2 separate regions of the Mus musculus genome follow, and region 1 is linked to region 2. Evidence: chromatin loops called from intact Hi-C (ENCODE). Cell type or tissue: gastrocnemius. All regions are shown on one strand. Each heading gives the region's core, and the rest is flanking DNA. Links, peaks and the distances in the headings are about the cores only.

Region 1 (6,829 bases), core at 552-5,551, 340 kb before region 2:
TTGCTCAGGTCAAGGCCCTGGAGCTAACAGAGGACCTGGCCCGATGCTCGGGCTCAGGAGGAGTTGCTTGAGGGTTTGCTTTCCTTGCGGAGGGAAGCTGAAACAGACCCAGACCGGCTCTGCACTGGTGCTTGCTGGGTAGCACTGAAGGTGGAGGTGCTCCCTGGGGTACTCTCTCTGCAGTTTATTTTCCTGGAACTTAAGATAGGCGCTCCGAGCTGTTTGTATTCTGACCTGCTTTAAAGAAGAACAGAAAATCCAAATTGCTGCTGGAAGGTTTTCGTTTTAACAGTTTTTAAAAGTGATGATATCATTGAAGATTTATATGACAGGAAAAGAAAACAAATTTATTTTGCTTGAATTGTAAAATAAAGCTAGAAGAACGTGTTGTTCAGATGGTAACATGGGGTTGACATATTAGCACAGTTAGCATGCCCCCCCTGCATTTACAAAAGGTGTGTTTCAGACAGGGAGTGGGTAGGTGTTGTCTGGTTCTGTGTAGAGACATGATTCCGTGTTACCATGGGAACCTGCACTCCACTGTTACACAAGTCTAGAAGGTCAGAGGGCACCAGATTTGTGTGTTGTGGAAGCAAATACACTGAGTGAGCCAGCATGGCCCACTGGGTGACAGTTCTTCCTCCTGCTTGTCCCCTTTATCACTGAGCGATGACAGCAGGCCTAGGCCTCTCTCAACCTGAGATGGTTTTCCTGCCCCCCAGCTGTCTTCTTCTGTTTTTGTTGTTGTTTGTTGAGATAGGGTCTCCTTATGTAGCCTATGTGGCCTGGAACTCATGATACCCCTGCTTCAATCTTGTAAGCTTTGGGATTTCAGGCATGTACCATTATAGCCAGCCCATTGGACTTTGTATGGCTACTGGATATAGCATGGGCTCGCTGACTTCTGGAAAAGAACCTGTCTTTGAGAACCATCTCACTACTTATACATCATTGATGCCACCAAGAGATTATTTATTCATCTTCTTCTGAATTCTAAAATTCAGCTGTTTCCATCCTTACCTAGAGCTGAGAGCCCACACCCATTTTCCACCCTGCCATCATGTCCCCTGTGATGTTTGTTTCAGATGACCTAAGTTCTGTGACTCTAGAGAACCCTGACTGATACAGTGTTTTAAGGCATATTGTGACAGAGACTTAACGAAGGCTTCCAGGGAGAGCTACACACAACACCAACTGGTGTGTGCTCAGATGAGTTGGGCCCGTGGATTCCAACCTGGGTGTGCTTCGACTGCTTCACCAGTGTGCTTGCTCACCTTTGAGACATTGTTTCTCGTTCTGTCTGCCCAAGGGACTTACCTGTTATTTGAGCTCATATCTTGTTTTGATGTATTCCTTTACAATCAGGATGGCTTGGGCCTGCTACACCTCAGCTCTGGTGTTCTGGCCCTAGGGAGCTTATATGTGGGCTGTGGGCTGTACTGCCTGAACGTGCTTCTGAGCTGAGCGTTGCTAACTGCGGCCTTTCTCCCCTCTCAGAGGACTATCCCAATGGCACCTGGCTGGGCGATGAGAATAACCCTGAGATGCGGGTACGCTGTGCCATCATCCCTTCCGACATGTTGCACATCAGCACCAACTGTCGCACGGCCGAGAAGATGGCGCTGACACTGCTGGACTACCTGTTCCACCGTGAGGTGCAGGCTGTGTCCAACTTGTCCGGCCAGGGCAAGCACGGGAAGAAGCAGCTGGACCCCCTCACCATCTACGGCATCCGGTGTAAGTTCACACAGTGAGGCAGCCGTCCGCACAGTGAGGGCGGAGCTGGTCAGGGCGCTGAAGCCACACCACGTTCCATTCTGGGGAGTGATGCTGGGCGCAGTGGTCATCCTGGAAATAGGATTTGCTTTGGCAAGATGTGTGGCTCGCTGTGCTGAGAGGGACAAGATGTGTGGCTTGCTGTGCTGAGAGGGACACTGGGAATGGGCTTCTCCAGGGACTTGCAGATCCCAGTCTCACTCATCCTTCGGCTGCTTTTGGGGAGAGAGCAGAGGTGGGATTCCTTGATGCCCACTGCCCCAGCGCCCCCTGGGGTGGCTGTGTGTTTAGTTTCACTGGGGCCACACCTTTGGCTTTTCCATCATCTCAGGTAGGTATTTGACACCTTTTTTTAGAAAGAGACATTAGCTCTGCGGCTTTGGAGTGTTGGGCCAGTGTACCCCACAGTTAGACACGAGCTTAGCTCCAGGGGTTTGTAGTAGGTGGGGAGACAGGCGCTGCTAAGGCTATGGCCATCTGTCCAAGAGTCTGCCTTGCCTTCCCCAAATCATGGTCTGCCCCGTGCTCACTCAGCTGCAGGCCATGTGCGAGAGGAGGAGTGCGGGCTGTTCATGACCATGGCTCTGTGGCCACAGGCTCCGTGCTAGTCTCTGTGCACTGGTTCCTTAGCTTTGTAAGAACAGAGATTTGGTGAAGTACTGGCATACCTCTACCTGTGTGGGCCCTCTGCCTCCCAACTGCTGGGATTAAAGGTATGCGCCACCACACCACACCCGTGCAGTGACTCTTCCTAAACTATTACCTGGAGGAGACGGTCTCCTGGTCGTAAGTTGCAGGCAGCGCATTGTCCAGAGAGCTCTCCTGGCTTGGTGCCCTGTGGGGTATATTGAATTTCTTGGGCCACACTAGCAGAGTCCGTGCTGGAGCATTCAGACCCAGGCCCAGAGGCAAGGGTTAGCTTGGCTGGGCAGCAGCTCCTCCTCCAGGGGCTTTGCCTCTAGCTCTGGTGTGGTGGCCCTGGGTCTTCCTGATGTGGCCTCCATGGGCCATCTTCTCCTATCTCCTCATAGAGATCCCACTGCTGCTGCCTCTTCCTCAGTCATATCTGTAAAGGCCCTGCATTTTTGCCCAATGATTTTGGAAGACATTGATCCATCAGTGACAGGGATGTGGGTTTCTCTGAGTTTGGATAATCAGATGCTGTCTCTTCCCTGGTCCTGAAGGATGGCTCGGGAAAGCTGCTCAAATGCCTTGGATACAGGCCATTATATGGGTGTGGCATTGGTCTGCCATGGCTTGGCACGGGTCTTGGGATGCCCCGAGAATGCCAGTTTGCCTAGAGAGCCAGGGAAGAGTTGGGTTGGTTTAAGCTGGTGGCAGAGCAGCTTGAGTTCCGGAGACAAATGGGAGACCTCTTCTCAGAAGGGACCAGTCACTGCTGAGGGGTGGCTTAGAATGGCTGTCAGAGACTACAGACTAGGAGGAGTTGTGGGGAGGCATGAACGGGCCAGGGTGAGCTGGGGACAGCCTGCAGGCGTCCTTGGGAAACTTTGCCACCGTGCAGAGGCCTCTTCAGGCCTGCCTCCAAGCCTCTACAGCTGAAGAGCAGCAGTGCCCTTGACTTTCATGAGCTCAGTGCTCCACCACCTTGGGCAGCAGGTGACCCCACAGGCCAGCAGCTGGAGGCTTCTGTTGTTTCCAGGGCTTTTGGTTTTGAGCTTTGGTCCTACTGCATGGCCTGCTGAGCAGAGGAAGGTATGACATCAGGCCTCGTCTTGTTTGTCCTCCGCTGTGACGAAGGTGGACACATAGCCAGAAGTGACACTGTGAGATGGCTTCTCCTATTCCTTGGTTTTGCCTACAAACAGGCACAAGAGCGATGGTGTTCTTACTCAGTGAGGCTTTCAAATGTGTATCAGATGAGGTAGTTGGCCAGCAGGGGGTTCTGTGGTGACTGCGACTGGAAGCCAGGTGACTGGCCTGGGACCTACAGAGGCTTTTGTCCATATCTAAAGCCACTTGTCTCGCGTGTGGTTTCTCAGTGGTTTATGACTCTGTCTATTTGAGATGACCTGGAAGTCAGAACCAGAGCTGCCAACTCACTCCTGAGGGAAAGGGAAAAGTACTTCCAGGTCACAGGCCTGCTGTCACTGTGCCATTGCTGAGTATATGCAAACAGAACACTCAGAGACATCTCCTAATGCCCAGTAGGTAATATGGCAGTGAAAGGGTTCCACTCCTTCTCATGGCTGCTCTTGATGAGAGCAGCTGTAGAGTTTGGGGGAGAACTTCCCCCTCAGGAGACGATCTAAACTCGGTGGCTTTAACAGCCAGAAGAGGACATTTGCCAACTTAGACTTTTGATTATTGGAGTTTGAGTTTCTTCATTTATTTTCCTGTTATTTAGTGAAGTTGCATAAGCCAGCTACAGAGGTCACTGTGTTGAAGAGAAAGTCTTGTGACGTCCTTCACTACCATCCTTCCTGCTGTCATTGGGCCGTGGCAGACAGAGGACCATGGGCTGGAGACAGGGTCTAGTGGTTAAGAACACTTACTCCTCCTAGCAGTCCTGAGTTCGAGTCCCAACTCCCACAGCAGTGGCACACAGCTGTCTGTAGCTCTAGCTCTAGGTGATCCAGTAACTGTGACCTCTGCGGGTACACAAACACACACATACACACAATTTAATAAATATAAATTTTAATTGGCAAATTTAAGGATTGGTGATACAAAAAGTAAGTTCTAAAAAGAGGGAGGGCCATGGCGTGAGGTCGTGAGATGGCCAGGCTCTGCGTGCTCTTCTGTGCTCCCGGCCTGTTCTGTGCTCCTAAGGATCGGCAGTTGGGGTCCAGTGGTGCTCTGCTGTGTGCTGTGTGTTCCTGCTCTACCCTCCAGGGCTGGATGTGGCTACTACCCTTCCCTGGGGTTCCAGGCAACTCTGGGAAGTGGTTCCTGTGCTAAGAGCTTGGGTGTGTTAGGAGACAGCCTGGTAAGAACGAAGGAGTAAGCAACTGGCTGGGAGCACTGGGCAAACATCTTCAGGTGCCTGCTGCTCCCCGAATGCTGGCCAGAATTTACTGAGTGCCCCTCGTTTGTAAGGGAGGAAGGGTAAACACTGTGTGAGATCCCTGTACATTTAAGGTGTTCTAGAAAGCAAGTGTGCTGCACTGAGGGAGTTTTGGATGAGGAGAGGGGACAGTACTGTTTGCTGGTCTGGACTGAGGCGGGCTAGGCTAAACAGAAGAGCAGAGGGTAACGGACTACAGCTTTGGCAAGACCTGTATGAGTGCAGTTTTGAGTCTGATTCCCTAGGCAATTAGGATGGTATATGTCGTCTTGTGAGTGAGTTTAGGGCAAGAGAAGTTACAGGCTTGGGAGTCTGAAGCCTGGGAGAAATGGAGACTCGTTGGTGTTGGAGTGAAGCCTGGTTCTTTAAAGGTTAACTAACTCGACGGGAGGAGTGGTAAATACCTGCATCTGGTCCTGCTGCCCCCAGTGACCTGAGTGATGGGCGTCTTCCTTGATGAAGTGAGATTTTCTAGAAGATGAGTCAGACCTTTAGGAGTAGGCCAGCGGCTCAGCTGGGTCTCTTAGCAGAGCTTAGCTGCTGTTTGGTGCTCTCAGCAGTGGGGCTCAGGACAAGGCCTGCGTATGAGAGCTCTTAACTGGGACGTGTTCTTTCAGGTCACCTCTTCTATAAATTTGGAATCACGGAATCTGACTGGTATCGGATCAAGCAGAGCATTGACTCCAAGTGCCGGACAGCCTGGCGGCGGAAGCAGCGAGGCCAGAGCCTGGCGGTCAAGAGCTTCTCTCGGAGGACGCCATCCTCATCCTCTTACAGTGCCTCAGGTAGGCTCAGGAGGGCGCTGTCCCGAAGCTCCGTTCATCAGTCCTGGCCCTGTCAGTGAGGCTGGCCTTGTGGGAGCTCCCTAGGCAGTGACAAGAGCACAGGGCCTGCCTATTTACACTGTAGGCTCAACAGGAAAATTTAGTGTGGGACCTTTCTCGAGTTGCCTGGTTACTTATCTTCTGAGCGTCCTGCTGCCTTAACAGTAGCTACTGTGTAGCTGCAGAGTGGCGGTGGGTGAAGGACGGAGGGCCCATGTTGTGCTCTTTAGTCTTAGTTTGAGCTTATAGACTCAGGCTTGTCCTTAAGATCGCAGAGACATTCTCTGAGCCCTACCTGTTGGCCCGTCCCCTCCCTTCATGCTAGTGTAGAGCTTGCACTCAGGGTCTTGGGCAATCTTGGCACTGGTACTTTGCCACTGAGCTATGCTCTCAATCCTAAAATTGCCTCTTAAACTGTTTTTCATAGCTTTCTTGGCAGTAGCAACAGCTCCTGAAAGCTGAGTCCTGGGTTTGCTCAGGATCTGGGACAGCAGTGGGCAGGTGGCCGGCAAGGCTTCCTTTCAGTGCACGCTTTGTCCAGGGACTCTGGTTTGGAAGCTACAAAGCTGGTCACCTGGAGCCCTCCTTGAGCATCTTCCAGAAAGAGCTCTTCCTCCTTTGTTTTAGTGGCCATTAGTTACTTAGCTGTAGCCGGTGCCAAGGCTCTAAGGTGGCAGCTGTGTGGGCCACACACATTGTTCCCGGTAGGCAGTGTTGCTGCAGGTGGCACGCAGAACTGGGAGTTGGACTTCTATCCTGGGAACCCAAGGGAGCCTTTAGGCATGTGAGGAATGTGTCTGGTGAGGTTGTGTGTGGCTGTTAAATGGGGCGAGCACGACTTGTAGCTAACCTAAGATGTGCTCCCAAGTGCTGTCAGCCGTGCGGGCTGTGGTTTGGTCCTTCCTTACCCGAGCAGCGGATCTTCATGGTGGCAGTCTGCAGTGGTCCATCAGTTCTGTTTGTCTCACTGTGGCTCCCATGTTACTGTCCATGTGATTTAATCCGTGTGATTAAAGAGCAGGAAGATTCCGCTAGATCAGGTTGTAGTGGCTGCACTGCAGTGAGCCTTCGTGCTGTGAAGGTGCTGCATAGACGAGTGGATGCCTAGGTCTGAGCATTTGATCCCCTGCATCTGGGGTTATGGGTGGTTGTGAACCACCATGTGGGTGTTGGGAACTGCACCCAGGTCTTCGGAAAGGGC
Region 2 (6,829 bases), core at 1,268-6,267:
ACTTGACGCTGGGCGGCATATGACTGATGCGAACTAAAAGGGCCAGTGTTCCTTCCTTGTCACTGGGATCCATCTCTGTGTTCCAGGAGAGCGCCCCTTCGTGTGCCTCATCTGCCTGTCGGCCTTCACCACCAAGGCCAACTGTGAACGCCATCTCAAGGTGCACACAGACACGCTCAGCGGTAGGTGTGCTGGAGGGGGCCGGGATGGGGTCTCTGGGGCTAAACCTGAGCCCCAGGAACCTGACCACAACAGTGTGGCCTACAGGTGTCTGTCACAACTGTGGCTTCATATCCACCACAAGGGACATCCTCTACAGTCACCTGGTGACAAACCACATGGTGTGCCAGCCAGGCTCCAAGGGTGAGATCTACTCACCAGGGGCTGGACACCCAGCAGCCAAACTTCCTCCAGGTAAGCAGCCATACTGGAGCCTCACTGGCCCTTGGATAAGTGAAGGGGGGAGGGGCCTGTCCATAGGCATCACATGGTGTCCTTGTCAACCCTAGAACCCCAATCCCTTCTGCCTACCACATCCTACCTAGGGCCTGCCCTGGGCCTGACATGCAGCCCTGTGTTCTTGTAGACAGCCTGGCAGGCTTTCAACAGCACTCGCTGATGCACAGCCCCCTGGTTCCCGCTGACAAGGCACCCACCCCATCCTCAGGACTGGACAGTAAGGCCGAAGTCACCAACGGAGAGACCAGAGTGCCCCCCCAAAATGGGGGCAGCAGTGAGTCCCCTGCAGCCCCCAGGACCATCAAGGTGGAGGCTGCAGAGGAGCCTGAAGCCACCCGTGCCTCCGGTCCGGGAGAGCCAGGTCCCCAGGCTCCGTCTCGGACACCTTCACCACACAGCCCCAATCCAGTCAGGGTGAAGACAGAACTGTCCAGCCCCACGCCTGGCTCTAGCCCAGGGCCGGGAGAGCTAACAATGGCCGGGACACTCTTTCTGCCACAATATGTGTTCAGTCCGGACGCGGGCACAACCACCGTCCCTACGGCGCCACAGGCCTCGGAGATCCTGGCCAAGATGTCCGAGTTGGTGCACAACCGGCTACAGCAGGGTGCAGGGAGCTCCGGCGCAGCGGGAACACCCACTGGCCTCTTCTCGGGGACTAAGGGTGCCACGTGCTTTGAGTGCGAGATCACCTTTAACAATATCAACAACTTCTATGTGCACAAGCGCCTCTACTGCTCGGGCCGCCGCGCGCCCGAGGACCCGCCCACTGTGCGCAGACCCAAAGCGGCCACCGGCCCGGCCCGCGCGCCCGCAGGTGCCGCCGCAGAGCCAGACCCGTCACGCTCGTCGCCGGGGCCCGGGCCACGAGAGGAAGAGGCGAGTGGCACGACTACTCCGGAGGCCGAGGCCGCGGGCCGGGGCAGCGAGGGCAGCCAGAGCCCGGGCAGCTCCGTAGACGACGCAGAGGACGATCCGAGCCGCACGCTGTGCGAGGCCTGCAACATCCGGTTTAGCCGCCACGAAACCTACACTGTGCACAAGCGCTACTACTGCGCCTCGCGCCACGACCCGCCGCCGCGCCGGCCACCCGCACCCACGACCGCACCGGGACCCGCGGCTCCTGCGCTGACAGCGCCACCCGTGCGCACGCGCCGGCGTCGCAAGCTGTACGAGCTGCCCGCAGCTGGCGCCCCGCCCCCAGCCGCAGGCCCCGCCCCTGTGCCAGTTGTACCCTCCCCCACTGCGGAGCTGCCCTCTTCTCCGAGACCTGGGAGCGCCAGCGCCGGCCCTGCCCCCGCGCTCTCTCCGAGCCCGGTCCCCGACGGCCCCATAGACCTGAGCAAGCGGCCGCGTCGCCAGAGCCCGGATGCACCAACAGCTCTGCCCGCGCTGGCCGACTACCACGAGTGTACCGCATGTCGCGTAAGCTTCCACAGCCTCGAAGCTTACCTGGCTCACAAGAAGTACTCATGCCCCGCCGCGCCTTTGCGCACCACTGCCCTCTGCCCCTACTGCCCGCCCAACGGGCGCGTTCGCGGCGACCTGGTTGAGCATTTGCGCCAGGCACACGGCCTGCAGGTGGCCAAGCCAGCGGCCAGCCCGGGCGCTGAGCCCCGCACACCTGCCGAGCGTGCTCCGCGCGACAGCCCCGACGGCCGCGCACCACGCTCTCCTTCCCCTGCTCCCGAGAATACGCCTTCTGACCCAGCAGATCAAGGCGCTCGGACACCCAGCAAGGGCCCGCCAGCTCCTGCTCCTGCGCCGGGTGGTGGTGGCGGCCACCGCTACTGCCGCCTGTGCAACATCAGGTTCAGCAGCCTGTCCACTTTCATCGCGCACAAGAAGTATTACTGCTCTTCTCACGCCGCCGAGCACGTAAAGTGAGCCTGTGGGGCCGCACCACCAGGACCCTTGACACTTAATAAAGACATTCGGTGTGATAAATTCGCTGGAGGCCCAGCCTGTTGTCTTAGATCTAGTGGGCCTCATTCCATACCCCAGCTTGTGCGGCCCTGCAAAGGGCACCCCACCGTTTCCTCCAGGACTTAGCCCGCTCCAGGGATTCAACCGCCCCTGCAGAGTTCTTTTCCTCTGCCTCTAGCTCACCCGCTGCCCTGCCAGAAAGTGCATCCAATTGCAGACTACTAGAGAGAGTGAAACCTTGTTCTTGCTGAGTCTTCGAGAAAGAGGACCAAGTCCCAAAGTGCCCCTCCCGTCACAACAGGGGTGGGTACTTATGACTACAGAGTTGGGCCTGGGTATACCCCCTGTAGTCCGTGGCTGGCCGGCTGTAGGCCACGTCTGGCAGAACCAAAGCAATGGCAGTCTAGCCATTGCTTTGGCCTCTCTGCTTGGTCCCCTGAGAAGGTGTGAACATGGCTGTTCTCCAACTCTGTAAGTCTTAACCGGCAGCTGTAGAAGCTGACAGAGAGCCCTGAAAATACCATACCCCAAGGACCCGGGCCCTGTCGGCCAGTCCACCTCTCCTGCAGCCTTCTGAGGCGGCCTGCTGATGGACCTGGGTTTACACAAGAATAAATGTTCCTGAGAGTCCATTCACAGGCCTGCCCAGTCTGGAGCATCCCTCCTGGTCTCCTCTTAAGGGCCCTTCCCAGAATGCCATGCATCCTTCCACCTTCCTGATGCTCATGCCCAAGGCCTGGCCTCTGGCCTCAGTCACTCCATAAACTCCTTTCTCCACCTTGGCAGAGCAGTCTGCCCTCCCTTGCCTTTACCATGCAGGAGGGACAGGGTCTTTCCCTGGTCCCACTGTCGGAAGCCCAACCCTGCTCAGTCTACCCTGTTCCTTAGCTATAGGGCTCTACAGATCACCAGCTCTTGCCTAACCCTCCTGCCCCTCACTCTATGGCCTGCAGTTGGTCCCTAGTCACAGACCCCAAGGTCAGTCACTATGAGCCTCTGCCTGTGTCTCCAAAGTAAACCACCCATGTCAGCTCCTCGTGTGCAGCCGACACCATAGCACTGCTTCAGTCACCATCACGTGCCCAGGAGCCTGCTTGCTAAGCCACTCCGGCTCCATTCAACCCTGCCTGGCACATTCCTCCCTTCAAGATAGCCTCAGGTCACCATGGTCTGCCTCCTCACCCCGGTGCCCTGCAGGCAGGACACCCTTCATCTCTCCCTCTGGTCCCTCTTCCAACTCTCCACTCCGTTGTATACTTCTGCTTGCCAAGCTGCTGCCGCTGCGGCTTGATGGAACCCATCTGCCCTTGTACCACCTCACGATGCTTGGCCCATGAGCATCCATGAGAACAGGGAATAACACTGCCCCCAGCCACTCACCTCTGCCAGGTGTACATCTTCCCCACGCACTGGGATTGGTCCATGGGTAGGAACATCAAGGCTCAGTGGTACCGAGCCCCTGCCAGAGCACCTTGGATAGAGTTGGGCTTTAGCGGAGTTGGCTGGGCTGCCCCCTGCCCTGGAGATCTTAAGCATGACCTCCCCAGGCCCTGCATAGGGCTCAGCTCTGTCCAAATCCACCCAAACTGACCAGGGAACGGTTGGAATGGGGGTCCCATGCTTCAGGCAATGGTTCCCCTCTGAAGACTTCATATACATGTCTTATTGGGGCAATATATACCATCCATTGGGCCTTTTGGGGACCCCCATTTAGACCTTTCTCCCTTCCCCAGCAGACTGTGACCCCACCCACCCCACCCATCAAATCCTGCTCTTGATTTCAACACTAGTGGAGACTCGGGACAGTAGAGGGCAGTATGGCTCACAGAAGCACCTGGTGGGCCTGCCACCGTGCTTAGCTAGGGTGGCCTGCCCACCACCAAGGGTATGCTACAATCCCTGAGGAAGAGAAAGGAGTCATGAGAACCCCAAGTGCACCGATGCCTCCCGGACTTCTGGAGAAGCCCTGCAGGCCTGAGAAGAAAGCTGGAAGCCGGAAGCCGAGCATTTGGGCTGGAGGCAGAGGTGGGCAGGTCCTCAGAGCATGCTTCTGTATCACCTGCCTCAGCATCACCTGCAGAGCACACTTTCTAGGCACTGGGATTTAACACTCTTTCCTAAAGCTTTAATGTCTGCACCCCTCCATGACAGGAACCTCAACATCACCAGAGTGAGCCACACTGTCAAGTTCCTGTTCTCGGTCTGACGGCTTTGACCGTAAGCTGCATGCTTTTGTTAATGCTGCTGCTGCTGCTGCTGCTGCTGCTGCTGCTGCTGCTGCTGTTTTGAGAGGAGGCAGAGTTTTGTTCTGTAGCTCAGGCTGACCTAGAACTCACGACCCCCACACCTCAGCCTCCTGAGAACTGGCATTGCTCCTTGATGCTTTATTGCTGTTTTAGCATCTAGGTTTCCATGGCAGCATCTAGCTGCCTTCCCTGAGAGCCCAGCCTTGTCTCTGCCTGGGCTCCAGTGGTCCTTCTACAGTGTGGCTCCCACTCCGGAGACACTCTTCTATTCTTGGGACTATGAGGACACACAGGTCCTTTGACCTCTTGCTCCCATAGGAAAGATGTCCCCACTCTGCCTCCCACAGGCAGATCGTCTGAATGTCACTCCAACTCTGCCACGTTTTAATGTCATGCAGAGTTTTGCAGGGATGAACTTGTATCATGTCTGTTCTCTCTCTCTGCCATTTGTCTTGCTTCCCTGGTCTCCCACGTCTCCTCTTCCACACCTATCACATTCTCTGGGTGGCTCAGGAGCAAAGCACCCACAGTGAGTTTTCTTCTCTGCCTGTTCTGAGTATTTAATTTTACTACACTCCTGCAGCCCCTGCAGACTTTTGTACCTGCACTCTGGATGCCAGAGGCCCTCTGTCGCTGCTGTAGTATGGGCTCCTGTGGAAGGCTCCTGTGGCTATTTAAACAGAGGCCTCAGGCTAGTGGCTTAAACGGTCCATGTGGATTCTATCATAGTCATGATGTACAGGAGCCCTGGGCTGTCACAGGGAGCTGAAGGACAAGGGTCGGTGGAGCGGTTCCTGCCAAAGACTCCAAGGAGAAACCTGACCTTGATTTCTGTAGCCTCTAGAATAGCAGTTCTCAACCTGTGGTTTGACCCTTAAGGGGTCAAACGACCCTTTCACTGGAGTCCCTAAGGCCATCAGAAAACACAGCTATTTACATGACAATTTATCACAGTAGCAAAATTACAGTTACAAAGCAGCAACAAAAATATTTGTTTTGGTTGGGGGCCACCACAACGCGAAAAACTGTAGGTTTTTTATTCTCCTGTTGTAACTGTTGTCTCTGAGGCTCACTAGGCCTACCCTGGAAGTTTCTAGCCTCCACACAATCTTATCTAGGCCTAGAATGTTTTCAGCCTCGGAGACTTGCTGCTGAATAAGCTCACCCTTCTAGTTCTTTCTGGGTTCTAGCTGGCTGATTTAACTCAGCTGTTCTGCTCAGAACTCTTTTCCAAGCTGACTGACTCAGTCTGGCTTCTCTCTGAGTCTCCTGAAGTGCTCTGCTTGGGCTCATACTAACTCTGGCAATTTGTCCAAATCTTCTGACTCCTCCTCATTCTCTGGCTCCTTCTGGCTTCACTGGTGTCTGGCTTGTTCCCTTTCTGCAACCTGTCTCTCTATAACTGTCTCAGTAAACCTGCCTCTTCTCTGCACTGCCCCTTAGGTAGCTTCCCTTTCCTGTCTCTCCTGAGTTGGGGGCAGAGCCTATTCTGTCAGATCTTCCTCTGATTCGTCACTTTTTCTGCCACTCAATTAGACATCACTTTCAAACATTAGTGCTTCCTTCTACAAACTAACTTTACCTTCACTGTTTGGGATTAAAGGTGGGTACTAAGGGCGTGTCTGTCTTCCTGTCGGAGAGATTAAAGGTGTGTGCTAAGGGATGAGCCACACCACAGCCAGAACCAGGTTTTTTTCAGTAAATACACAATTTGGGGGTTCACAATGTGATGAAATATCCTGCAATATCGCAGTATTAGGAAGGTTGAGAACCACTACCCTAGAAGTTTCTACATGACTTAGCTCGTGGCTCCTCCCTCTTCAGAGCCAGACTCTGCTGTCTCTCTCGCTCCCGCTACTGATCAGCCTTGTCACCCCTCACTAGAGAGTCTAGGACAGTTTATCCCAAAGTCAGCTAGGGAGGAACAGCTACTCTATGTCAACCCAGTTCTTACTTGAGATGGGCTATAGACATCTTCAAGGTCACTCTGCCACCCCACCCCACCCCCTCTGAATGCATTTGCTGCATTGTCTGAGGTGGTGTCTTAGGGTTTTACTGCTGTGAAGAGACACCATGACCAAGGCAACTCTGATAAGGACACCATTTAATTGGGGCTGGCTTACAGGCGCGGAGGATCAGTCCATTATCATCAAGGTGGGAGCATGACAGTGTTCAGGCAGATATGGGGCTGGAGAAGG

The links. Hi-C counts contacts between places; a loop is a spot of excess contacts. Peaks named below come from ENCODE experiments on the same cell type or tissue, not always from the same donor. Only the 100,000 strongest peaks of a DNase experiment are listed, where the experiment ranks them.
Region 1: a loop joins it to region 2, with 1.8 times the contacts of the local background. A loop is called at or near these places in 3 of 42 quality-filtered maps.

Annotation. Positions count from the first base shown.
Region 1 is chr8:121,995,543-122,002,371 of GRCm38, forward strand. It overlaps Banp (BTG3 associated nuclear protein), which reads left to right. Exons shown (of 14, transcript NM_016812.4): 7 at 1,498-1,737; 8 at 5,422-5,589. Among named protein-coding and RNA genes, the nearest start is that of Mir7237, 21 kb to the left of the region's middle. In gastrocnemius, for the core only: a CTCF peak has its summit at 3,669 (motif pointing right); a DNase peak (open chromatin) is centred at 3,049; H3K27ac peaks cover 1,567 bases.
Region 2 is chr8:122,334,846-122,341,674 of GRCm38, forward strand. It overlaps Zfpm1 (zinc finger protein, multitype 1), which reads left to right. Exons shown (of 10, transcript NM_009569.4): 8 at 87-182; 9 at 268-414; 10 at 587-3,017. The coding sequence ends at 2,346. Among named protein-coding and RNA genes, the nearest start is that of Gm46056, 6.3 kb to the right of the region's middle. In gastrocnemius, for the core only: CTCF peaks have their summits at 1,581 and 4,200 (motif pointing right); a DNase peak (open chromatin) is centred at 1,698; H3K4me3 peaks cover 961 bases; H3K27ac peaks cover 691 bases.